4 separate regions of the Homo sapiens genome follow, and regions 1, 3 and 4 are each linked to region 2. A link is a contact called in ENCODE Hi-C or POLR2A ChIA-PET data. All regions are on one chromosome and are shown on one strand. The core of a region is the stretch at or near the end of the contact, and the rest is flanking DNA. Distances in the headings are between cores, read along the strand shown. Region 1 holds the start of KIF16B (kinesin family member 16B). Region 2 holds the start of RALGAPA2 (Ral GTPase activating protein catalytic subunit alpha 2). Region 3 holds the start of ABHD12 (abhydrolase domain containing 12, lysophospholipase). Region 4 holds the start of ZNF337 (zinc finger protein 337).

Region 1 (6,496 bases), core at 3,997-6,496, 4.1 Mb after region 2:
CTGGGTTCAAATCTGTCCCTCCTGCAAGACCGATCTCCAAAACTAATTCATCCATGAAACTTTTCCCAATCACTTTAAATAAACATGGTTTCTCACTCTTTCGAAGTTAAAATGAGGCCACAGACTCTACAGTCTATCAGTTCTGAACTATTTATGACCACATAGTTTTATATATATGGTTGCATACAGTTATATGCAATTGAAAACAATCATTTTTATCTTAGTATATAAAATGACTATGATTTAGGGTGATAGCGTCTATTAAATTGAATCTAATGTGATTTCTTTATTCACTTTTGCTATAAAAGAAAGCAGGCATTCATGGTTACCTGCCTAAAGCTTTACTAAAATTACTTAGTACGATTTTTGCAATTATCTTTACTGTGATTTTGGAGCTCAGATTTTCTCTCTAGCCCCAAAGTATACTTTTTCAAATTATTCCTGCTTTTAATGTTTAGTATTTTAGAAGATTCTAAATATACTTTAAATTTTGTGACTTAGAAAATGAAAATCGTAGGCCAGACGCAGTGGCTCACACCTGTAACCCCAGCACTTTGGGAGGCCAAAGCAGGTGAATCACTTCAGGCCAGGAGTTTGAGACCAGCCTGGCCAACATGGTGAAATCCTGTCTCTATTAAAAATACAAAAATTAGCCAGGTGTGGTGGCAGGCACCTGTAATCTCAGCAGCTTGGGAGGCTGAGGCAGGAGAATCACTTGAACCCGGGAGGTGGAGGTTGCAGTGAGCCAAAATAGCGCCACTGGACTCCAGCGTGGGGGACAGAACAAGACTCTGTATCAAAAAAAAAAAAAAAAAAAAAAAAATTGGTGCTGGGTTTGGACTTGGTATCTGTGATTCCTGTCTCTGGTACTACTATTTATTATACATTTATTTGAAAACCAGGAAAACACTTGTTTTTCTCATTGGCTCACCACATAGCTCTTAAATTCAACTTAAGTCCCTTGGTGTAAGGCACTCCTGTAGGAGACACTAAGTGTATCATGTGATATAATGCTTCTGGTGAGTGCTTCTAGCACATAGGGAAATCGATGGGTTTATGAGGTGTCAGTTATATCCTTCGTCCCAATTTAAGCGTGCCAGTCTGATGTTCATCAAGATTTTTTAAAAGTCATGTTTGTAAGAAAGTAAATCAATTTTATTCCTCAGAGGCTAGGATGAAGAAAAAGCACAGCTCATGAGAAATACAGTATTTTTCTTCTGATAACAGTATTCCCTGATGATTCAAATATTTTGCGGTGGAGTGAACATTCTATTACAGTGCTATTTTGCGTGGAAATGAAGAAGCTAAGACTCAGAGAGCTTAAGTCACTCAAAAGTTTTCGTCCATTAAAAAAGTTTTCAAAATAGAGATTAAAAAAAGATTTGAAAAAACGTTTTAAAAAAGAGATTGCTAAACATCAGAAAAAAATTTCAATAATAAATGAAGACCAAAATAAACTACATCAAAACAAACTAAACAACCACATCCCCCACCCCACAGTCCCGCCATGCACATATGCATCTTGAGACCATTTGGGTTTTAACCCAGATTTCAGAATTTTCTCTTCTCCTTCCCATCACAATTCAACCTTCTTAGAAAATAAAAATGTCGGCCGGGCTTGGTGGCTCACGCCTGTAATCCCAGCACCTTGGGAGGCAGAGGTGGGTGGATCACGAGGTCAGGAGTTCGAGATCAGCCTGTCCAACATGGTGAAACCCCCCATCTCTACTAAAAATACAAAAATTAGCCGGGCTTGGTGGTGGGCACCTGTAATCCCAGCTACTCAGGAGGCTGAGGCAGGAGAATCGCTTGAAACCGGAAGGTGGAGGTTGCAGTGAGCCGAGATCGCGCCACTGCACTCCAGCCTGGGCAACAAGAGCAAAACTCTGTCTCAAAAAAAAAAAAAAAAAAAAAAAAAAAAAAAAATATATATATATATATATATATATATATATATACACACATATATATGTATATATACACAATAAAAATAAAAATGTCTTTTATCCATCCAATTGAATTTTAAAATCATAGATTCTTAAACCTTTTTTATGCCGTGGACCCTTTTGGTTGTTTGGTGAGAGTAACATTTTCAGAATAACATTTTAAAATGCATAAAATAAAATAAATGGGATTACCAGGAAAATCAATTATACTGAACTATAACTATTAAAATGTTAGAAATAAATGTGATCTTAAGGTAGGTTTGTTATTTAGTGGCTCTCTTGAGTACCCACCCCTCCTTTGCGGGGCCCTCCCACATTGCCTGGGCGTGACCATGTGACTGCCTTTGGTCAATGGAAGTCCAGCAAAGGCTTGTGCATAGTGCGGTGCTCTCCTGGCGAGGTGTCTCGCCGCCGCAAGAAATCTGGAACCTGGTCTAAACTTTTTGAGGATGAAAAAGCAAAATGCACCAACTTTTCCTCACCCCAGGTGAGCCTAGAGCCCAGCCACAAAGCCCGGGTGACACCAGCAACCCAAAGAATTGAGAGAAATAATAACCGGTTTTTGTTTTAAGCCTCCACATTTTTGGCCATTATTTTTATGCATCAGTACATAACTGATTTGGATCCCTGAATTCTTACTGACCTTTTGGGCCCTGGATTTACTGCTTTTTTTTTTTTTTGAGATTGGGTCTCACTCTGTCACTCAGGTTGGAGTACAGTGGTGCGATCTTGGCTCACTGCAACCTCCTCCTTCCATGCTCAAGCGATTGTCCCACCTGAGCCTCCTGAGTAGCTGGGACTACAAGCACACGCCACCATGCGTGGCTTTTATTTTTGTTTGTTTTATTTTGTCGTAGAGACAGGGTTTTACCGTGTTGCCCAGGCTGGTCTCAAACTCCTGAGTTCTGGCAATCCATCCTCCTCGGCCTCCCAAAGTGCTGGGATTACAGGCATTAGCCACCGTGCCCGGCCTAGAGCTTCTGTAACTGTTTTTCACTATCAGTTATTTTAAGCTCTCACAGTTTGCGTAGAGGTCATCTATCCCCTGGCTCCTTGCAGGGAGGGTGGCAGCCGACAGCATCTTCACTCCCCGAACGTGCTGGAAATGCCATGTCTCAGGCTTCCCCTCTGACTTGCCCATTAGAAGCTGCAGTTTCACAAGACCGCCAGGTGATTCCTTTAAACATTCAAGTTTGCAAAACACTTTAAAGCAGGCACACTAAAGTCTGAGATGAGCAAACCCCTTATCTTATAATAATCTTCCCTTTCAGAAACTTCCTTCACGCCCCAATAGAAATATTTTCTGCTAAGAAAGTGCCCGTTCCGTATCGTCTGTGATGATCAAGCCTTACTGCTTCCTATTGAAAAGCTCCAGGCATGCTGTTTGTTGTCTAAAGCGTCTGCCGGGCTGCGATGGTCCGTTTTGTGTCAGACAGCAAAGTCGTGGATGGAAAGGGGGCTTATAAACACGTGTAGGTTGTTGGAATTACATTAACGAATGAATGAGCAAAACCTTCTAAACCACCGACCAATGAAACCCCGATACAGAAAATCGCTGTCATGAGTAAGTTAGCACTCCTGAAGAGTTTGAATACTGAACTGGCCAGAGTCTGCGCGCCGACGCCCCCCAGGTGGCCGGAGTGACCCGGAGCAGGCGTGGCTGTCTCTCAGACCCGCGCGTTGGGCCCGAACAGTTTGTCCCCACGCAGCTCCCATATAAGGCGGGCCCCTCCCCTGCCCCAGCCAGCTAGGTCGCCGCGCTGGCTCCCTGGCGGCTTCTCAAACCAACCCGCCGCTACTGCGCATGCTTGGCAAGCTCGCCCGCTCCTTAATATCCTGCTCCGGCTGTTCCTGCCACCCGTTGGTCAAATTCGCACCCAGCTCTGCTCCAGACAGAGGGAAAACCCAGTGATTTCCGGGCTCTAGAAACAAAGGGAGGCTATGATTCCCTGCTGGCCCTAGGGGTCCAGGGAAGGTTATGGAAAGATAATTCTTTGTGTAAGCGGGTTGCGTACTTGCAGACATCATCCCACTTGATGCATTCACCACTCTATGCCGTTGTTCCTGATTTGCAGATGAGACAAGAAGCCTCAGAGGCGCCCAGTAATTCAGAATTACAGGCTGACAAGGCTAGTGTTGGAGCTAGGACTTAAAAACAGGAGTTCCGCCTCCATTCCTTGCGTCTCCCATTATAGCTTGGCTTCCTGGAATGGCTGCTCCTGTGGCTCGCAGGTGGGCTTCTGGGTGTGCGCAAACGATTTCATGCATGCTCGATTCACTGAATGAATGAATGCATTTACCTTCTACACAGGAAGGGAGGTGGAGCTCACTTCTACCAGAGGCCCTAAGCCTTAAGATACCAGTTGTCGGCCTGGCGCGGTGGCTCACGCCTGTAATCCCAGCATTCTGGGAGGCCAAGGCGGGCGGATCATTTGAGGTCAGGAGTTCGAGACCAACCTGGCCAACATGGTGAAACCCCGTCTCTACTAAAAATACAAAAATCAGCCGGGCGTGGTGGCACGCCCAGCTATTCGGGAGGCTGAGGCAGGAGAATCTCTTGAACCCGGGAGGCGGACGTTGCAGTGAGCCGAGATCGCAGCATTACACTCCAGCCTGGGTGACCGAGCGAGACCCTGTCTCAAAAAAAAAAAAAAAAAAAAAAAAATACCAGTTGTGTTCGCCTTTAACTCCCTTATGATTAAAACTAAAAATTACTAAAGTGTACAAAAGTGCAAAACAAGTCTAAATAAGGTTTGATTCTAGCCAATATAATGACATTCCCGCACACATTTAAAACATCCAACACCCTATTAATTTTCGTTTATCGGTATCCCGAGTTAAGGGGTCCAAAACATACGGTCGGACCTCCTTAGGGTAGCAGAGAAGGCCCTAGCGGAGTTTGCCACCAACAAGCTGTGATCATCTCTGCGCCTCAGTTTGTTCGTGTGTAAAATGGATACGTTAACTCATGTTTGGCTGGGTGAAGCCAGGTTCTTGTTAAGGGCTGAAAAACTGGCTTTGGTCACCTGACCCCAGGACTGTGATCCTTGCCGCTGGCTTTAAATTGCTGCGATCCTCTTCTCTCCAGTTGTTCAGGCCATGAGGGTGGGTTCTAGTTTTCCTGAAACCATCCGCTCCGGGTCGCCCCCATAACCTCTGCGCCAAGGTCCACAACGTGGCCTTTCCAGACTTGCAGATCCCGGAGGCTGCTTCCAGGCCCCGCGGCCCCGCCCCTCTGCACCGCCCGGCCGCCGCCAAACCGTGGCGCATGGATCACGCGGGCCGGAGCCGTTCTGGGCATGCTCAGTGGCCTGGCAGGTGGGGCTGCCGCGGAACTCCAGGTCCGGCCGGGAGCAGAGGGGCGGGGGCGAGAGGGAAGTGGGCGGGAGCCGCGATCTGAGTAGCCAGCGTCGCCGGCGACCGCGGAGTTCTGGGCTAGTGGGACCCCGCGCGGGCTGGTTCGGGATGAGCGATGGCATCGGTCAAGGTGGCCGTGAGGGTCCGGCCCATGAATCGCAGGTGAGTGGGGCCGCCCGCGCCCCGCCCCCTCGTCGCGCCCCCACCCAGAGGAAGCCTGTTTCCAGCTCCCCCAAAGCCAGCCTGGACTTAAAAGTGTCACCGGCTGGTCCCTGGCCCACCGGGCCCAGGCTGTGGCCTCTGGGGGCCTGGAGGACTTCGTGCACTGCTGTCCCGTTCACATTGCCCTGGAGAGGACCCTGGTGGTAAAGGAGAAGATTCTATTAACTCTCTCCATCGTATTAACTTGAGATGTTCTTGTTCCCCCTTTAAAAAAGCATCAAGGGAACGTTACCATGAAGATGTAAAATAGTTGGGGGGAAGGTGAGAGTGCTGAGGGGGGGCACCACGAACTGTCAGGTGAACCCCTCATTTCTACCAACTCAGAAGTTCTCTTAACAATTAACCATGCTACTTTTTAATCTTTCAGTTAGAGATGATTTTGATTCCCTGAATGTCTAATCGATAACTTAGCAGTTCCTAACTTCATGTTAGAGAGTGGATGGGAAAACTTTGACAAAGTCCTGACTCCTAGAAAAAAGTCAGGGACGCTTTACACGTGTTTGAAATACTCTGATATTAAGAGAGAGGAAGAGTGTTACACACAAAATTTAATCTTGTTATATATTTCTACGAAGTAATGCTTTTTCAGAATCCTTCTCTTCATTCACTGAAAAATAGCCTGTGCTCCCTTTTCAATGACCTCTTTTTAATCCGTTTAGAAAGTTTCTTTGGAAAAGTTACTTTTTAAATTGGTTTGACTTCAAAGAATGAGGTAGAAATGGGATGTGTCCTCCAAGGTGACAGGCAAGGTTCACACAGAGCCATTTGATTTTATTGACTTCTCTACCAAGTTGGTGGATATTTGACTTACCATAGGGCCTTTTTGCTTTTGTCATATCAACTTGTGGAGGTTAATGTTTGGTAGTTCTGATGCCTGATTGGGGCAGCCGAAGGCCATAAAATCAAAAGATTTCCAGAACCTTATTTGACTCATCTAAATCTGTTTCTTCTCTTGGCAAGTAGGGAATCAT
Region 2 (7,053 bases), core at 75-2,574:
ATCTAAAAATAGAGAGACGCTCTAAAACTGTGAGTTTATTTATTTATTTTTTCCTTTTCGCCTGCCTGGTTGAAATATGTAGGACTACTTTAGCTTTTTATTGTATTTCATTTAATAAACTTTTATTGAGTGACCCTATGGGCCAAATACTGTGCTGAGGGATGGGGATACAAAGGCGTGTAAATCCTTGTCTCTTCCCTCAAGTTACAGTTCAGCTAGAGGAGAAAAAGACAGTTGTGTTGTCCCAATTTGGATGGAAACCACGTGATTCTACCTTAAGTACTTGCTGAAAAAGCTGAAAGGATGTCAAAACTTGCAGGATTCGGATGCCACTATACAATCCTACAGTGTAAGAAATCTCCTGACCATCTTTCAGCTCAAAGTCTTGCCCCAGGGAATAAGCGCCTGGCTTTAAAAAGTATACAGGCCTGAGTCAGATCCCTCAGGTTCTATTTCTGGTTCTGCTACTGGATCGCCATGTGGCTTGCACAACAGAGAACGCACCCTTCCTACAAAGAGGCAAGATCCCAAGGAGCCCTCTGAGCGAGCGACCTCCATACCCCAAGTGAGGTTGGGTTCCAGGAACCTAGGGGCCGGCTGAACTCCTCACCGGGGCACGCTCTTCCCTAGTGCCAAAGCAACTCATTTTAGTGTGAAATTAGAGCTGCGATTTCGGCACGGTCAGAGGGGCTTCGACTCGCTCCCTTGTGTGAATCCAGAAGCTAAACCTAAAAATAGTTTGCATTTGAAAAGCCTTGACACTTTTCTTACTGAGATTTTTGGGCGTGTGTGGTTCACGTTGCACTAGAGGAAAATGGGGTGGGCGCGCAGGAGGGAGAGTGAAACCACGGGCGATCTAGGCTGCCGGGGCAGGGGACGGACAGAGGCCGCCCTGCGCTTCTGCGACCCTGGAAAAGAGGTCGCAGCGCGTCGCCTGCTGGAGAACTTCATTTCCCAGGAGCACTTGCGGCCCGCGGCAGGGCGGGGCGACGTGCCCAATGCCGGCCCACTGACTCCCATCGTGCCGAAGACCGCCAGCCTGATTGGAGGACTGTCTCGCGGTGCATCTCGGGACTTGTAGTACAACGTGTGCGTGAGAGAAGCTCCTTTGTGATTCGAGGCGCCTTCTCGGCCCTCTGAGCGCGTCCCCGCTAGGTTTTGGCGCGGACGGGCTAGTGTCCCGCCAGGAGAGTTCGGCCTGTGTGCGCGTGCGTAGCGCCCAAGGGGCCGGCCGGCACCTCCCGCGGGGCGGGGCCTTCGGTTCCCCGTCGACACCGCCTTCCTGCCCCGCCCCTCGCCGTGACCGGCCCGCCCCTCCTTCCTGGAGACACAGCTGAGGCGGCGGCGGCGGCGGCGGCGGCGGCAGCAGCGGGGCTGGGGGCGGCGAGTGGCCCGCGCGACACGCGCCGGCCTCGACCCTATGCTTTGATTCGCGTGGCGCAGGCGCCTACTGCCCCGCCGGCGGGGCCCGGGCTTCCTGCCGCGGGATGTTCTCCCGAAGGAGCCACGGGGATGTGAAGAAGTCCACCCAGAAGGTGCTGGACCCGAAGAAGGACGTGCTGACCCGCCTGAAGCACCTGCGGGCGCTGCTGGGTGAGGCGCGCGCCGGGCGCGGGGGTCGGGGCGCCGGGTTAGGGGCACCTGCCGGGAGGGCGCTCCTCTGTGCAGGGGTCGGTGGCTGGGAGGCTGGGGAGGGGGATGGGTGGGCGTCCGACCCCCTTCCCTGGATCTGGGCTTGGACCCCCGGGGCTTTGTTTCCAGAAAGCCGCAGCCTGGCCCTCGGGCACTGCTCCCGTCGCCCTCGAGTTAAACTTAGCCCAGATTCTCGCTGGGCGCCTGCGCTCCCGGAGAACCTGGAGGCCGGGCACAGAGGTACCTGTCCCCTGTCCTCCCAGCAAGTGAACTGGATCCCAAGTGGTCATCACGTGCACACATTGAACTGTCACCTCCCCCTTTCATTTTTAAAATTTTATTTTTGAGTCTGAGACCCTAAGTAGACCGAGACCCCAAGTGAACCCAGCACAGACCTAATTGGGCTCTCATCTCTGTCATCCCCCTTTTAAATTTTATTTTTACTTTTGAGTGTGAGACCCCCATATAGACCGAGATTCCAGGCGATCCCAGCACAGATTTGTCATCTGTCTTCCCATGCTGCTTTTTAAATTTAATTTTTATTTTGGGTCTGGCTGCTTCAGTTTCTTTGTGTCCTTGGTGTGAAGGGGCCTTCTCTTCCTGCTTGGAGAGAGGGGTGGTTTTCTTGGGTTCAGGGAGGCTGCTTCTCCTTTATTACCGGCATGACAGTGATGCTGTCTGCCACCTTCTGGTTTATGGCCTGCCAGGTGGAGGTTCTGAGGAGCTCAGGTGGGCTTGGAGTTGACCTGTGATGAAGCTCGCCCCTGTGGGTGTGAGGTGTCCACAAGGCTTCCTGTCACCTGCTGCATGTGATCTGTAGCTGGTTCGCCTAGGCTATGTTTTGTTTTCTGTATTTTTTTACATCCTAAGTCTTAACTTTTCTTTGGGATGAAAACACCTTTGCTATCTATAGACACACTTACCTGTGTATTTGGTGGCGAAGGAAAGAACACCTTATGTTTCTTCCAGGTGTCTTTTAGTCCCAAAATTCACAAAAATCGCCTAGTGCTAATGTGTCTGTCACTTGAAAGAATATTGCATAAAATGATTTAACGTGTGAAGATTTTAAATAAAGATCTTGTTCATGAGATCAGAAGTTGCTGATTATTTCTATTTATATTCTACCTCTGAGGGGGAGAAGAACCCAAGCCAAACCAAACCACACCTGATTTTGCCAAGTGAAGTTATTCACAATCTCACATACCTTGAGGTTACACTGACTTGTTCAGTTTGAAATGAAATGTAAATTAGTTGCTGTTACAGGGATTCGTTTTCAAGACTTTTGAGAGTGAAGTGTGGAGAGTGAAGTGTGGCGTTCTTGGTAAACTGAATTTTCTACTTCCTGTAGATACCATGCACGCACAGGTTGCACAATACACAGGTTGCATTGTGTGGAGTTCCTGGTAGTGACTGATTAACACCTACTGCAGGGACATTTTTGATAAAGGAGAGTTGAGCTGTGTTTTAAAGCGTTTGATACTTTGAGCCTTTTTCTGTGCTTTAGCGTTTAAATTTTTGTTCTGTCCAGGTCTGCAAGATTAAGTTGGCTACATTTTATAAAGGCAGAATCAAGTAAACCTAGATCAGGTTATTTCTTAGCACACAGTACATTGTTCCCATTCTGAGAAAGTTGATTCTTTTCAAGTTTGTAAAATTGTAGTTTCACTCTAAGGTGTAGGTCTTATTTTAGGGAACTTTCTTTTATCATTTCACTGAACTCATCATGACCTCAGTTTTGTAACATGGAGAGGTTCTTTTATATTTCCTTAGGTGTATGTTTTTTGTTGATATACTTACTAGTGGAGTGGCCCAGTTTGCTTTGTTTATTACTGTGATCTTTGTAGGGACTAGATTTTTGTAAAATGTGTCTGAGGAATTCTAGTCATAATATTTAATGTAAACTTTCACTTGCTCCTGTGATTTATTAAAGACTTAAAAAGTAGTACGTAATGCACTAGTTCCTACCTAATCACATATTCTATTTCATTGCTACTCGAAAAAAAGTCTACTTAGAAAACAAAGGCCTCTTGAACTGAAAGTTAGGAATTAAGCCAAGATTAAGGAAACTATTTGAAGGAAATGAATAGTAATTACTATTGTATTTTTATGTGTGTATTTATATAACACTTTTGCTTTTCATATATTTTATCTTCAAGTGATAATAAAGTTTTTTTTTAAGTATGCAAAGATTATGCCACTTACTTGGGTATTTGCAGCCTGTCCCTGCCGCCTGCAGCTTCATGACTTGAGCTAGTTACGTAGCCTGTCTCTGAACCTCGGTTTCTTTGCTCTGTAAAATGGGTATGGTAATGTTTGCTTTTTAAAGGATTATTGTGAGTATGATGAATAAATGACTTCAGCTTGAAGTAGGCCTTTAACAGTTTCTTTCCCATTACATATCTCCCACCATTAATAGGATAGGACCAGTATTTTGATAGGTAATTTTTCTCCGTCTTTCTTATTTTTGATAATAGTGATGAATTTGTTCTCTTTTCCTAAAAAGTAGTCTGTATTTAAAACAACTGGGTGAGAAACATAAAATTAGCTGTGGAAGTAGAGTATTTCTTAGTATCATGGTAATAACTCCAATTTGGATGTAGATACTTTCACCTGGCTATAGACTGGTCTGGTATGATTAACTTTATTTTACAGAGGGGTAAGCTGAGGCACAGGCAGGCTTGACACGTATCAAGCCATGTAGCAGACGGTTTACTTATGTTAGAGGAAGAACGAAGAGCTGTTAGGTCCTGTGACTTCCAGTTCTTCCTACACTGTTGACAAAACAAAAACCAAAAAACCCTGTGTATTACCATATTGCTCCAGCAAAGATTCCATGTCTTTTTTTTAACAGGATCTTTGCTCTGTTGTCCACGTTGGAGTACAGTAGTTTGACCTTGCCTCAACTGCTGCAGCCTTGGCCTCCCTGGCTCGAGTAATCTCCCACCTCAGCCCCTGGAGTAGCTGGGGCTACAGGCATGTACCACCACACTAGGCTCATTTTTGTATTTTTTTTTTTTGAGATGGAGTCTCACTCTGTTACCCACGCTGGAGTGCAGTGGTGCCGTCTTGGCTCACTGCAACCTCCGCCTCCTGGGCTCAAGCAATTCTCATGCCTCAGCCTCCTGAGTGGCTGGGATTACAGGTGTGTACCACCATGCCTGGCTAATTTTTGTATTTTTAGTAGAGACAGGGGTTCACCGTGTTGGCCAGGCTGGTCTTGAACTCCTGGCTTCAGGTGATCTGCCCGACTCGGCCTCCCAAAGAGCTGGGATTACAGGTGTGAGCCACCATGTCCGGCCAGATTTTTGTATTTTTTGTAGAAGACGGGGTTTTGCCATGTTGCCCAGGCTGGTCTTGAGCTCACAGACTCAAACGATCCTCCCACTTCAGCCTCCCAAAGTGCTGGGCTTACAGGCATAAGCCACCATGCCTGGCCAGATTCTAATTAAAAGTTGAGTGCTTACTATGAGTCCTAAATTAGGATATAGAACTGGCATTGATGTAGTGAGAAGAATAGATACAAAATAATAGTAAATTTATGGTGTGTTATGTAATTAGATGGTCAGGTATATGGTAGAATCCATTATAGGATTTCAGAGAACAAAAGAGATAATTAAGAATGTCATAAAAATAGGGGCATCTTTAAGGAGATTTGTAGTAGTCTGTTCTCACTCTGCTAATAAAGACATACCTGAGACTGGGTAATTTATAAAGGAAGGAGGTTTAATTGACTCACAGTTCCACATGCCTCGGGAGGCCTCACAATCATGGCAGAAGGTGAATGAGAAGCAAAGTCATGTCTTACATGGTGGCAGGCAAGAGAGCTTGTGCAGGGGAAATCCCATTTATAAAACCATCAGATCTTGTGAGATTCATTCACTACCATGAGAACAGTATGGGGGAAGCCACCCTCATGATTCAATTATCTCCACCCGGCCCTTGACATATGGGGATTATTACAATTCCAGGTGAGATTTGGATGGGGACACAGCCAAATCATATCAACGTTTTACTTACGCTGGGTTCCAAAGAATGGTTAGACTAGTTCTGTCCAATAGAGATATAATGTAAGCCACATGTGCAATTTTAATCTTTTTTAGTGACCACATGTTAAAAAGTAAAAAGAATCAGGTGAAATTAATTTTAATAGTGCATTTTATTTAACTCCATGTATTTAATATATATTATATCTGCAGGTAATCAATATAAAATGCTATCAGTATTTTTTACATCTTTTTTTCATATGAAGTTTTTGAAATTCAGTGTATATTGTATACTTACAGCACATATCAGTTCACACTAGCTGTTTTTCAAGTGCTCATTAGCCATATGTCACTAGTGGCTGCACACTGGACATAGCAAGGTTAGAATCTGGGAAAGTAGAGGGGAAGGTCAATTACAACCAGGGGAAGATGGAAGAGCTGGTGGCAGAAGTAACATGACAGTGATGGTAAGTAACATGGCGAGGTGTGGTGTTGGGCACTGAGGACCCTTGCCCAGAGGATGTCCCCAGTGTCCTGCATAGGCCAGGGGTAGGGTAGGTTCCTGGGGAAGGAGTGGAACAGTAGCCTGACAAGCAGAAGCTGAGGCTGGCTGGGGGATCAGAAGCCAGACTCAGGTCAAATCAAGTGACCTGGGTTTGGACCAGAGAGTAGAGAACCGTCTCTCACAAATGCTGTATATACAAACAGAGCAAAACATAGCATTGTCGTATAGTTCCTTTTGTGCATATGTTGCTCATGTTGCTCTAGGTAGGAACAAATTGACTTACAGTTGTAACTGTTGTCTTTATTTTATCATTAGCATTTTTGATGTTTTGTTCCTCTCATTTTTAAGTACAAACATTTGTTGAGACCATATCCCATAATTTAGCTTACCATTTCCTGGATTGTGAAATTTTGTTCTTTTCTCTCCTTCCTTCTTTCCTTTTTTTTCTTCCTTCCCTTTTCCTGATAGAAGTAATACTGCAGTAAACATCTTGAGAAGCAGCTTTTTCGATATTTCCTTAGATTTTATTGAAGTAAGATTGCTGGGTTTGAACATTCGATGACTTGTTTCACAGTGCTTTTCTAAGTGTTGCTCCATTGGCCCTGCTAGCAGCAAGGATTGAGGCTGCCATTTTCACTGTAGTCTGACTACCAATAAACACCTTTTTATAATTTGATAATTGGTGGTAGGTATTTGGGATAATAGGAGTGTCATCTACAGAGTGAGAACAATTGGGAAGGGGGAAGGGATCCTGGGCAAGGACGGGGAAGATGAGTTTGGTGTTCTACATGTTGAGTTTAAGAAAAGGCAAGATCCAAGTGGCGTGTCTGGGGGGTTGTGGGACATGGGATCTGGACCTTAATGAAATGATAGAATGCTATCATATATTTAGTTTTATTGGTTATTATCATCATGACATCATTGAATCTTTTT
Region 3 (6,063 bases), core at 3,020-5,519, 4.7 Mb before region 2:
GTTAAAATCCACGGTCCTTTGGTTAGGAGAAAAAGTACAGAGCTTGCAGTTGCAGCATCAGTTGCATTGTCATTTTAACCACACTCATATTTGTGTAAACAACTAAGAATATAACCAAAGTGACTATCCATGGGACCTTGTGAAAGCCCATTTACAGGGAGCGTTCACATCCAACATCACCTTTGATATTGGTGAATTACAAAACAAAATTCTTGTTTTAAATAAGCAAACTCAAAAATTTCAACCTGCTTTAGAAGACTGGACCAAATTCCAGCAACGCCTGGCAAGCCTCAACCCTTGGACCTATCTAAAGCACCACATTAACAATTTATATGTAGTTCTTGGAATAATGTTGTTTTGTCTCTGTCTTCTGCTCATAGTCTGTAAAATCGGACGGACTGCCAATCAGAGAATGAGAGATGCCCAGCCTGGCCTTACATTCTTTCAATTAATACATAAACACAAAGGGAGAGATGTTGGGAGCCAAAAAGGCCAAAGGGATCATGATCAACTCAGCATTCCACTGGAGGCTATATGATCAAATAGCAAACTGTTTATCACTATCACGAATGCAGGATGTGAGCAAACTCACACTGCGCCTGCCACCAAAAGGTTGGCTGAGGGCCTCACTCCCTGGCACGGGGCTCCTTGAAGTTATCTACTGAGAAATCTAGTGTCTATTGTTCAAACGATGCAGTCTGGCAAGCCTGCTGTGAACCAACCAGCCGACTGACAATTACCCCACAATCACCCCCCATTTATCCCTATCTGTTTTGCCTAATAAATATGGAGGGCTGTGTAAAGCTCAGGGCCCTTGTCCACTAGAGGCAAGGTGCCCCCTGACCCCTTCTTCCAAACATACTCTTGTCTCTTGTCTTTTATTCTCACGTTCACCACCCTTTGTTGTTACCCTAAGTCCATGCAGGTTGCAAGTGGCACCCCTGATCAACGACAGAATCGGGTGCTCTACAGTCAGGGAGGGCCATGTTAAACCCTTTTGTAAGCCTTGGGTTTTGAGTGAGATGGGGAGCCACTTAGGTGTTGTGAGCAAATAAATGACAGAATTAGACCTTGTAACAACAAGAAAACCCTATGTGGCAGCTGAATTAAGTGGACAGAAGTGAGGCAAAGTGGAGGCAGGAGACCAGTTAGGCTATTCAAATAATGGAGGTGAGAGATAACAGCAGTTTGGCCCAGGGTGGGGACCATGGAGGCGGTAAAATTTAATGGTTAAATTCTCATAGATTTTGAAAGCACAGCTGACAAGGCTTGGTGATAGACATGCTATAGCACAAGAAAGGAGAAGTCAAGGATGACCCCAGAATTGTGGCCCCAGGAACTGCAATAGAATTACCAGAGAAGGTCATGGATGGAGTTGGGGGTGGGAGAAGAGTTGGGAGCTCAGCATTGAAGTGGTGCTTGTCAGAAATCAGAGCAGAAATGATGAGGAGCCTAAGGGTCAAGGAGAGGTGTGGACCAATGATAAAAATGTGGGCATCACTAGCATGGGCTCAACCACCAAGAGTTGAGCACTGTGTGGGCAGGGCCTCGTGCCTGTAAGAAAGATTCAATACACGGTACAGATTTTTCCTCTCCAGCTCTTCCTTCCTTGTTTTTTTTTTTTTTTTTTTTTGGTTTGTTTGTTTGGTTTTTTTGAGTCGGAGTCTCACTCTGTCGCCCAGGATGGAGTGCAGTGGTGCGATCTCCGCTCACTGCAAGCTCCGCCTCCCGGGTTCACGCCATTCTCCTGCTTCAGCCTCCCAAGTAGCTGGGACTACAGGCGCCCGCCACCATGCCCGGCTAATTTTTTATATTGTTATTAGAGAGACGGGGTGTGAAACCGTGTTAGCCAGGATGGTCATGATCTCCTGACCTTGTGATCCGCCCGCCTCGGCCTCCCAATGTGCTGGGATTACAGGCATGAGCCACCGCGCCTGGCTGTTTTTTTTTTGTTGTTGTTGTTTTTTTAATTGAAGTGAGCGATAGAGTCAAAACCTCTTTTTTTTTTTTTACGTTTTAGTTATTTCCTAGATTTCCAATCTCTCCAGGATGTGTTACTACATCACTATAAAGAATTTATAATTTACATTCCATAGTATGTTTGTTTGTTTATTTTGAGATGGAGTCCTGCTCTGTCACCCAGGCTAGAGTGCAGTGGTGCAATCTCGGCTCACTGCAACCTCCGAATCCCAGCATCCCGGGTTCAAGCAATTCTCCTGCCTCAGCCTCCCAAGTAGATGGGATTACAGGCGTGCGCCACCACACCCAGCTAATTTTTTTGTTTGTTTGTTTTTGAGAGGAGTCTCCCTCTGTCGCCAGGCTGGAGTGCAGTGGCACAATTTCGGCTCACCACAACCTCCGACTCCCTGGTTCAAGCGATTCTCCTGCCTCAGCTTCCCAAGTAGCTGGGAATACAGGCACGCGCCACCATGCCCAGCTAATTTTTTTTTTTTTTTTTGAGACAGAAGTTTGCTTTTGTCCCCAAGACTGGGGTGCAATGGTGTGATCTCAGCTCACTGCAACCTCCGCCTCCCAAGTTCAAGCGATTCTCCTGCCTCAGCCTCCCAATTAGCTGGGATTATAGGGTTGTGCCACCATACCTGGCTAATTTTTGTGTTTTTAGTAGAGACGGGGTTTCACTACATTGGCCAGGATAGCCTCAATCTCCTGACCTCGTGATCCGCCCGCCTCGGCCTCCCAAAGTGCTGGGCTCACAGGCGTGAGACACCTCGCCCAGCCTTTTTTTTTTTTTTTTTTTTAAACAGAGTCTTGCTCTGTCACCCAGGCTTGTGCCACCACACCCGGCTAATTTTTGTATTTTTAGTAGAGACGGAGTTTCACCATGCTGGCCAGGCTGATCTGGCCTCCATCTCCTGTGCTTAAATGATCCACCCACCTCCGCCTCCCAAAGTGCTGAGATTACAGGCATGAGCCACTGAGCTCGGCCCATAATGTTTTTAAAAAGTATATCTGGAGATATTGACACAATTATGAATGCAGGCTGTAACACTTAGTAATATGGTCAATAAATTATTTTGCAATTTCAAAGTATCATTACAAAACTAATTTAAAAAGCAGCCGGGCGCGGTGGCTCATGCCTGTAATCCCAGCACTTTGGGAGGCCGAGGCGGGCGGATCACGGGATCGAGAGATCGAGACCATCCTGGCTACACAGTGAAACCCTGTCTCTACTAAAAATACAAAAAAATTAGCCGGGCATGGTAGCCGGCGCCTGTAGTCCCAGCTACTTGGGAGGCTGAGGCAGGAGACTGGCGTGAACCTGGGAGGCGGAGTTTGCAGTGAGCCGAGATCGCGCCACTGCACTCCAGCCTGGGCGAGAGCGAGACTCCGTCTCAAAAAAAAAAAAAAAAAAAAAGAAAAAACTAATATAAAAAGCTGTTGAATTTCTAAACGCATTTCCAATTGACCTTTATCAATTGCCAATAGTTTTCAAAGTGACAAATGCTGAAATTTCTAACGTTACTTTGGAATAAGCAAATATCTCTCTTTGTTATAGATCATCTGTAAAACTAATGCCATATTGAAGAAAGCCAAAGTTATAAAACTAAATTTGTGAAACAGCCCTTTATTCTTTCCTTTTCTCTTTCTAGGATGGGTTGAATTAGTACTAAATTTGGGTTTCATAAGGGCGAATTTATCTTTGAAATGGATTTTCCTCCCATCAGGTAGTCTTAATTGCTTTATAAAAATCTAAAATCTAACACAGGTTTTTAAAAAGTAAATTTTTCAAGCAGTTCATTTCCTGATGTTCGGCCCAAAAGTAAACACTGAGTATATACATTTACTTCAAATTAAAAACTGACGACCGGAAAGCATACTTTTAAAGGTAATGTCCTTGTGGAAAAAGAATTAAGAATCACGAGAACGGAACTGCTATTTGCTACCTCTGGTTTTCCGTTCACAGAAGCACGAGGAGCCCAGCGCTGCGGCTCTGCCTCGCTGGGCCACCCCTTTCGGGCACGACCGGGAGCGGGTGCTCCTCACACCGAGCGCCCGGGCGAGCACAGCTGCAGCCTGCGGATGGAGCCCAGAGCCCTGCCCTGCAGATGACGCGCCGCTGCAGCTTCGCCCACCCTCCCACAAAATGGCTGCGGGTGGCGCCAGGGATGCTGGGCGCGCGCTCCTTGGAACTAGAGAGGAGGTGGCCGGGGCGGGGCCGGGGGAGGGGGGTAGGGCAGAGCCGGCGGGAGCCCGGCGCTGATTGGCCGGCCTGGCTGGCGGGCCCCCGCCGCTGGTTCGTAGCCGGCGCAGCGGCCTGGGCTGGGATGTGAGGAGCGGCGGGTTCCGGGCTCCGGGCTCTGGGTGGCGGCGGCTGTGAGCGGCGGCACTGCGGCGCAGGCCAGCGGGCGCCGTCGGCGGCTGGCCCTGTCGGCCGCGGGATGAGGAAGCGGACCGAGCCCGTCGCCTTGGAGCATGAGCGCTGCGCCGCCGCGGGCTCGTCCTCCTCCGGCTCGGCCGCCGCGGCGCTGGACGCCGACTGCCGCCTGAAGCAGAACCTACGCCTGACGGGCCCGGCGGCGGCTGAGCCGCGCTGCGCAGCCGACGCGGGAATGAAGCGGGCGCTGGGCAGGTGAGGCTTCGCGCGGAGCGGGGGGGGGGGGGGGGCCGGTCCCTCACTTTGCGCAGGTGCGTCCCGCAGGGGGCCGCGGTACCTCCCAGCCCCTCCCAGAGTGGCCGTCCGCCCGATCCGCGGCCGCCCCCGTCCGCGCCTGTGTCCCGCATTTGGCCCGCGGCAGCCCCACCCCCGCTCCCTTCCCCAGGCACCGCGGCGGGAGCGCCCTGCCCTGCCGCTGACCCCCTGTGTCCTGCTCCGGCCCTCTCGCCAGGCACTCCTGGCCTAGCCTTGCACCCCGACCCTTTCCCGGGGAAGCCGGGGGGACCCTTACGCTGGGGGCTTGGCGCCGCCCGAAGTCATGACCCCGCGTGGGAGAGCAGGGTAGGGGGTGGGGAGTCCTTGGAAGATCCCTGGACGCCAGGCACAGCAGAGGCGGGAGGCAGAGGGGCCGGCGCCAGACCCTGAGAGCGCTGGGGCCCACTCGGACCTCCTCCTCCTGCTCTGCATCAGGCCCCACACCGAGCGCCCGGGCGGGCGCCCCTCGGGCTGGGCTGCGTGCGCGGAGCCTTACTGGCGCCTTGGGCCCTCGGCGGCTCTCCCCGGTAACTAGGGTCGGGGGCGTGCGTCGCTCAGAACTCGGGGACCTTTGGGGAAGGGCTCAGTGGGCGGCGGGGTGCTAGGGGAAGGAGGGACTCGGAGCATCGCAGCCGTCGGAGGGAAACCTGCCCTTCGCTCTGCTGGTGATGGTTCGTGGTACTTGAAATCTGTCCGCACAAGTTCGCCTCCTTGGGAATCATCTCGCAGTCCTGAGTCGTTTGGTTATTGGCGTTCAATAACCTTTGGGTTATTGGGTAGAAGATGAATGCGTTTATATAAAGCCACTTTCAAAACTGAGATGGGAACGTGTTTCATAGGGACAGATTTCTCCTCCCATCTGCTGGTTTCCTAATTATCTGGCTGTTGTAGAACGTAGCATTCCTGACAGCTTTGAAGCCTTGCTACTTCGTGGTGGTTTGAAGAAGTTACTATATGATGATCTCAGGCGTTGTAGCAGAGGCACTTCTTTTTTGACCATCTGGAATGCCCTTAGTTGACGCTGGCCACTTGAGTGTAAAATATGCGTATCGCTCCTAAGGAAAAGTAGAATTTCAACTTCATTGCTTAAAAAAATCATGAAATTAAACTATAGACACTTCTAAGTCGATGGTTTGACAGAAGGGCGGAGACTGATAGTTTTGTGTCTTTATGTGTAAAATTATGTAGCATCTGATCAATATCTTTTGTGAAACTAATCTGTTCTCTTTGCTATGGAAAGATTTATCTGCATTAAAAACTCATGATTTAACTTTAATACAATTTTATTAACAGACATGGCATAACGCTTAGATAAATTGGAAAATTCTTCCTTCGAAAAAATCAAATTGCCGGGCGCGGTGGCTCACGCCTGTAATGCCAGCACTCTGGGAGACCGAGGCGGGCAGATTATC
Region 4 (6,188 bases), core at 1,473-3,972, 5.0 Mb before region 2:
TAACCTGTTTATAAAAGTTACAAATAAAATAAAATAGCTAGGAATAAAATCAACCAAAGATGTGAACGATCTCTACAACAAAAACTATAAAACATTGATGAGAGAAATTGAAAAGGATACAAAAAATGGAAAGATAGTCCGTGTTTTTGGACTAGAAGAATTAATCTTATTAAAATGTCCATTCCACCTTGTCTACAGATTCAATGCAATCCCAATCAAAATATCAATGACATTCTTCACAGAAATAGATAAATTAATCCTAAAATTTATATGGGACCATGAAAGATCCAAAATAGCCAAAGCCATCCTGAACAAAAGTAATAAAGCTGGAGGAATCACATTACCTGACTTCAAATTATGCAAACTATAGTAATCCACACAGCAAAATGCTGGCATAAAAACAGGCACACAGACCAATGGAACAGAGTGGAGAGCCCAGAAATAAATCCACACATTTATAGTTCAACTTATATCCCACAAAGGTGCAAAGAACTTACATTGGGGAAAGACAGTCATTTCAATAAATGGCACTGCAAAAACTGGATATCCATTTGCAGAAGAATGAAATCTAAAGCAATCCCCTCACCACATATAAAAATCAAATCAAAATGGATTAAAGGTAAATCTAAGACCTGAAACTATAAAACTACTAGAAAAAAACATTGGGGAAACACTCCAGGACATTGGTGTGGACAAAGATTTCTTGAGTAAGACTGCAAAAGCACAAGCACCTAAAGCAAAAGTGGACAAATGAGACCACATCACATAAAAATCTTCTGCAAGCAAAGGAAACAATCAACAAAGTGAAGTGACAATCCACAGAATGGGAGAAAAAATTTGCAAACTATCCATCTGAAAAGAAAGTAATTGCCAGAATATATATAAGGAGCTAAAACAACTCAATAGGAAAAAGACAATCTGATATTTTAAATGGAGAAAAGATCTGAATAGGCATCTCTCAAAATAAGATATATGAACGGCCAACAAGTGTATGAAAAAAAATGCTCAATGCCACTAATCATCAGAGAAATGTAAATCAAAACCGCAATGAGATATAATGTCACCCCAGTCAAGATAGCTTTTATTCAAGAGACAGGCAATAGTGAATACTGGTGAGGGTGTGGATACACCCTCATACACTGTTGTTAGGAATGTAAATTAGTACAACCACTATGGAGAGCAGTATGGAGGTTCCTCAAAAGAATTAATAAATATATACATGATCCCGCAATCCCACTGCTGAGTATATATCCAAAAGAAAGGAAATCAGTATTTCAAGGATATATCTGCACTCTCATGTTTACTACAGCACTATCCAAAATAGTAAAGATATAGAATCAAAGTGTCTATCAACAGATGAATGGATAAGGAAAGTGTGGTACATTAACACAATGGGATATTAGCCAGTCATTAAAAGAATGAAATTCTGTCATTTTCAATAGCATGTATGAAAATGGAGGACATTATGTTAAGCGAAATGAGGCACAGCATGACAAATATCACATGTGCTCACTCATTTGTGGGGCTAAAAACGTGAACTCATGGAGATGGAGAGTAGAATGAGATAGTTAACAGAGGCTGGGAAGGATGGTGGGTAGAGGAGATAAAGAGGGACTTGTTAATCGATACAAAAATACAGTTAGAATGAATAAGATCTAGTAGTTGGTAGCACTATACAGTGACTATAGTTAAGAACAATTTTACTATATATTTAAAAATAAGAGAGAATTGGAAACTTCCTAAAACAAAGAAATGCTAAATGCTTGAGGGGATGGATACCCCAATCACCCTCATTTGACCATTAAACACTGTATGCCTGTATCAAAACATAACATGTACCCTATAAATATGTACAACTAATATTTATCCAGAATAATTAAAAATTTAAAAACCAAAAGAGAAAAAGCAAACAGCAAGTATACCTAGTAAAGGCCTGAAATATAAAGTCTACGTGGTTTGGCAAGCCACAAAAGATATCAGCATATTATACACCCTACATAATGAAAGAATTCTGGCATTGATGCATAATTAGATAAATGGGGGAACAATTAGAAATTGAAATGCAAATGTAAATTGAGTATACTGAATTATGTAGCTGAAACCTTAAATTATTTGGTAAAAGACTATATTTTTAATAAATTTAATGGGAAATTAATAAAATATTAGAAAATTTTAAAAATAATTGTATATTTACAGTGTGTACCTGGAGAAAAATTAAACCATTGAGAGATCTAAATGTGAATGATAAAACCACAAAATCCGTAGGAAAATCAGAGATCAAAAGTACTACATAGCAAAAAAAAGAAACAAAAGAAAAAAAAAAGACATACCCATAATCAAAAGACAGTGGGAAAATTATTTACCTATATCATAGAAATGGGAAAATATGCTTAATGTATGTATAGGGCTACCTAAATAAAAGAAATCGCCGGTTCTGAAAGGATCCCTCCACGTCCAAACGACCATAGGCTCGCCCCACCTGTCAGAGAGGAGTCCTTCCGAGAAGTCCTTCCAAGGATTCCGGGTCGCGCAGTCCCGGGTGGACCGCTATGACCAATATTCTGGGGCGTGTACCTGGACGACTCCCGAGGACTCTGGGGAGTGTAGTCCACCGAGGGGATGCGACGCGCAGGGTCGCATAGCCTCCGGGCCGCGCCGAGGATGCTGGGTAGCGTAGTCCCGGCCGCGCTGAGGATTCTGGGTAGTGTAGTCCCGGGCGGCGCAGAGCGTTCCAGATCCCTGGGCGTCAGCGAGCCGTGAGATGCGTGGTCCACCATCGGTGACCTCACCGCCTCGGTTCGCCCTCAGCCGCCCCGGTGAGCTGCGCTCCTGCGGGTCCCTCTCTGCAGCGCGCCCTTCCGGCGCAGGAAGAAGGGCCGGGAAGGCCTGGGACGTGAGGGCGCTGCTGGGGCCGTAGCGCGCGCTCCTCCAGGCCCGGCGTCTCCGCGTTCTGGGGAGGGGCGGAGACCCAGGCCGCGCCTTGAAGTGGGCGGTGGGGCTGCGGCTTGCCGAGCGCCCCGGGTCTGGGCCGCCACTCAGTCTCCGTTCCCGGTTGCGTGTAGTGGCGGCTCGGGCGGTGAACAGCCCGGATTTCACAGGGGCGCCGAGCAACCCAGGTCCTCTTGTGCCAGGGTCGCCGCTCCTCGGGTGGGGACGGGCCAGCGGCCTAGCGAGCTGCCACGGGGGTCTTTTGGCCGGAGGTGGAGGGGGACTCGGCCACAGCCAGGGTCCACTGGTGGGGTGGGGGTTACAGCCATGAGACGGATGGGCTAGGTCCGACTCGGGTTCCCTCCGACTCTGATGCTCCAGACTTTATTGTGGGAGGCGGGACAGGGGAGGACTTCGCCCGCGTGTTTTGGGGAAGGGCCGCTGCTTTGGGTTGGGAGCACCCCGCCTTGGGACGATCTTCCGCGGATAGGAGTGTAGGCCGGGACCAAATGTCCTCGCACGGGCACGTCTAGACGTGTTTTGGTGGGGGGGGGGGGGGATCTGCGTGGGGCAGCGTCCGCGGGAGGTGAGGTGGCTGTGGGGACCCAGGTGGCCTCTTCCCTGGGGCCTTGCTAATGACGGCAAAATCCGGGTTCTGCCAAAATATATTTAAAAAGGTTTATTCCTAGTCAGTATGAGTGACTGTGGCCCAGGTTATTCAGCCTCAAGAGGTCCTGTGAAAGTGCCCGAGATGGTCAGGCTTGCAGGTTAATTTTATACAATTCAGGGAGACAGGAATTTCAGGTAAAGTCATAAATCAGGCTGAGCAGTGTGGCTCATGCCTGTAGTCCCAGCACTTTGGGAGGCCAGGAGTTCCAGAGCAGCCTGGGCAGCACAGCAAGACCCTGTCTCTACATGAAATTAGAAAAATAAAAAAATTAGCGGGGCGTGGTGTCCCATGCCTGTGGCCTCAGCTACTTGGGAGGCCCAGTCAGTTGAGTCCAGGAGGTGGAGGCTGTAACCAGCTATGTTGGCTGCACTGCACGCTAGCCTGGGTAACACAGCGAGATCCTGCCTCCAAAAAGAAAATCATAAATCAATAAGAGAAAGATATACACGGGTTCCTCCCAAAAAGCTGGTATATCTCCAAAGGGTTTACACCTCATGGGGGCACTTAGGGATTCTTTAGTGGACAGTTGGTTGAGAGACTTAAGCTACTGCCTGAAGACTGGAATCAGAAGCATGCCAGAGTTAAGGGGATTGCGTAGATCAAAGTTCTTATTATGTAGATGAAGCCTCTTAGTTGGCAACTCTCAGAATAGATGGTAAATGTCTGTTTTCAGTTTTTTGGGTTTTTGTGTTTTTGTTTTTGTTTTTAGAGAGAGTCTTGCTCTGTCGCCCAGGCTAGAGTGCAGTGGCGTGATCTCAGCTCACTGCAACCTCCACCTCCCAGGTTTGAGCAGTTCTCCTGCCTCAGCCTCCTGAGTAGCTGGGACTACAGGCGCCCGCCACCACGCCTGGCTAATTTTTGTATTTTTAGTAGAGATGGGGTTTCACCATGTTGCTGAGGCTGGTCTTGACTTCCTGACCTCAGGTGATCCACCCACCTCTACCTCCCAAAGTGCTGGGATTACAGGCGTGAGCCACCGCGCGTCAGGCTGGCTGTCTCTTCCAGACCTAAGAAAGGCTTAGAACAAAGGAGGTCTGGCTACATTAATGGAGATTCGCTGCAGATGCAAATTTTCCCACTAAAGATAGCTTTGCGGGGCTATCCATTTCAATCTGTTGCCCCTGTGGCAGCCACTTCAAAACATGTCAAAGAAGTATATTTTGGGGTAAAATAATTTCCTTCAGCATCTGCTGTCATGTGATGCTGTACCAGAGTCAGGTTGGAAAGTGAGCCTCATTATATAAGAGTAATAAAACTCATCTGATGAGATTTTATGGTTTCTCGGGCAGGATTCCCCAAGCCTCATACATAGGCATTTGGGCAAGGGAAAAAAGGTGAATTTAGTCCTCACCAGGTTGGTAGGGCTTCCTCGGTTATTGGAGTGGGAGTAACAGCAACCATTGGGCCCAGCAGTTTTTTTAAATGTCTCTGGGGCTGTGGACTGACCATCCAAATAACTGATTTTAATCATTTCATTATGGAAAAATTGTCAGCAGAACCCCCAAGTAGAGAGACCCATCAGTCAAGATATACCTCATGACCTTGCAAGCTAATCTAGCTTGACCCAGATCCCCTCCTAATCTGTGCAGATTCATTGAGGAATGTCATAGCCATGCCTACTGGTTAAGACATAGTCCTTTACAGTGAGAGTTGAAACCCAAGCTCTATCACTTTCTTGGCTGTGTTGCTTTGAGAAAGGCATTTAAATGTTTTGTGCCTGTTTCCTCATCTGAAATTGGTGGGTAATAGTCACTTCATAGGACAGTTGTGAAGATTGAATGCAGAAAAATTTGTGCCACGCCTGGAACCGTCCCTGGCATATATTAAATTCTAAAAAAGTGTTAAATATTATAATGAATATCAACACTTCCTTATTCTGGAAGCACCGACAGGATATGCTGTGTTTAGTGTTAGCATCATGTCAGGACAGGGTCTGTTGCGATGCCCACACTCAGGATCTGTTCCCAGGAACCTGCGTAAAGTTTTCTTCTCTGGAAGACTTTGGGTCCTTTTTTTTTAACAAGAAGAGGCTCTACCCTGGGACTGGGAATTTCCAAGGCCACCTTTGAGGATCGCAGAGCTCATTTTAGAGCCATTTTAGTCCCCAGCTCCTCTTCCTCCACTCCCACGTTACCCGTGAGAGGACTGTCTGCAGGGTAAGGGAGGACAGCCCAACCCCAGGTGGGGACTTCTTATGTATTGCCTTCCTGCAGTGCCTTCTCTGCCCTAAACCATGGTGGGTTTCCTTTGCTAATGTCTGACATCTTGTGCCCTACACTGTCCCATCTGAGGCTCAGAACCTCTCAGCCGGTTCTCATGGGGAACGTTCCCCAGATCTGATGCCCTCATTCAGGACACTTCCATCATTGTCCCTACATTTCTTCTCTCAGTGCTTTATTCAGGCTGCTGCATTCGTGGTGCAGACCAGGTCTTGTAAAAAATTATTCAGTCAGCATGTGCTGAGCCATTGTCCTGTCCCAGGGACAGGGCTTTATAGTCATTGCCCTATTCATCTCTTCAACCAATGTGGAAGTTAGGAATTGGAATCCCCATTTCACAGACTAAGAAGTGGCGTGTTAATCAGTTGAAA

Evidence for each region. A loop is a pair of places that touch in the nucleus more often than their neighbours do. ChIA-PET counts read pairs that join two places held with the same protein, here RNA polymerase II (POLR2A). Pooled maps may share reads with other maps.
Region 1: a loop to region 2 is called in a map of naive thymus-derived CD4-positive, alpha-beta T cell, with 15 times the contacts of the local background. The contact joins the promoter of KIF16B here to the promoter of RALGAPA2 in region 2. A Hi-C loop is called at or near these places in 1 of 168 maps with a recorded cell type or tissue (naive thymus-derived CD4-positive, alpha-beta T cell) and 14 of 50 pooled maps. POLR2A ChIA-PET finds 5 or more read pairs at or near these places in 1 of 52 experiments (CD4-positive, alpha-beta T cell).
Region 3: a loop to region 2 is called in a map of B cell, with 30 times the contacts of the local background. The contact joins the promoter of ABHD12 here to the promoter of RALGAPA2 in region 2. A Hi-C loop is called at or near these places in 3 of 168 maps with a recorded cell type or tissue (B cell, CD4-positive, alpha-beta T cell and CD4-positive, alpha-beta memory T cell) and 10 of 50 pooled maps.
Region 4: a map of CD8-positive, alpha-beta T cell shows a loop between it and region 2 (25-fold over the local background). The contact joins the promoter of ZNF337 here to the promoter of RALGAPA2 in region 2. A Hi-C loop is called at or near these places in 1 of 168 maps with a recorded cell type or tissue (CD8-positive, alpha-beta T cell), 2 of 37 single-sample maps with no recorded cell type and 10 of 50 pooled maps.

What each region holds. Positions count from the first base shown.
Region 1 is chr20:16,572,198-16,578,693 of GRCh38, reverse strand. KIF16B (kinesin family member 16B) reads left to right here and starts at 5,246. Exons shown (of 26, transcript NM_024704.5): 1 at 5,246-5,465. The coding sequence starts at 5,419. It overlaps LOC124904875 (a long non-coding RNA gene), which reads right to left and starts at 3,391. Exons shown (of 2, transcript XR_007067539.1): 1 at 2,967-3,391. RefSeq lists silencers at 5,210-5,339, 5,126-5,355 and an enhancer at 4,968-5,489.
Region 2 is chr20:20,706,915-20,713,967 of GRCh38, reverse strand. It overlaps RALGAPA2 (Ral GTPase activating protein catalytic subunit alpha 2), which reads left to right and starts at 1,324. Exons shown (of 40, transcript NM_020343.4): 1 at 1,324-1,593. The coding sequence starts at 1,488. RefSeq lists enhancers at 864-1,063, 888-1,182 and a silencer at 1,174-1,433.
Region 3 is chr20:25,389,041-25,395,103 of GRCh38, reverse strand. ABHD12 (abhydrolase domain containing 12, lysophospholipase) reads left to right here and starts at 4,269. Exons shown (of 13, transcript NM_001042472.3): 1 at 4,269-4,591. The coding sequence starts at 4,401. It overlaps LOC105372581 (a long non-coding RNA gene), which reads left to right. Exons shown (of 3, transcript XR_937403.3): 3 at 381-454. RefSeq lists silencers at 4,140-4,559, 4,600-4,649, 4,690-4,849, 5,020-5,179.
Region 4 is chr20:25,693,387-25,699,574 of GRCh38, reverse strand. ZNF337 (zinc finger protein 337) reads left to right here and starts at 2,722. Exons shown (of 5, transcript NM_015655.4): 1 at 2,722-2,816. LOC107985400 (a long non-coding RNA gene) reads right to left here and starts at 2,534. Exons shown (of 2, transcript XR_007067557.1): 1 at 2,412-2,534. RefSeq lists an enhancer at 3,209-3,318.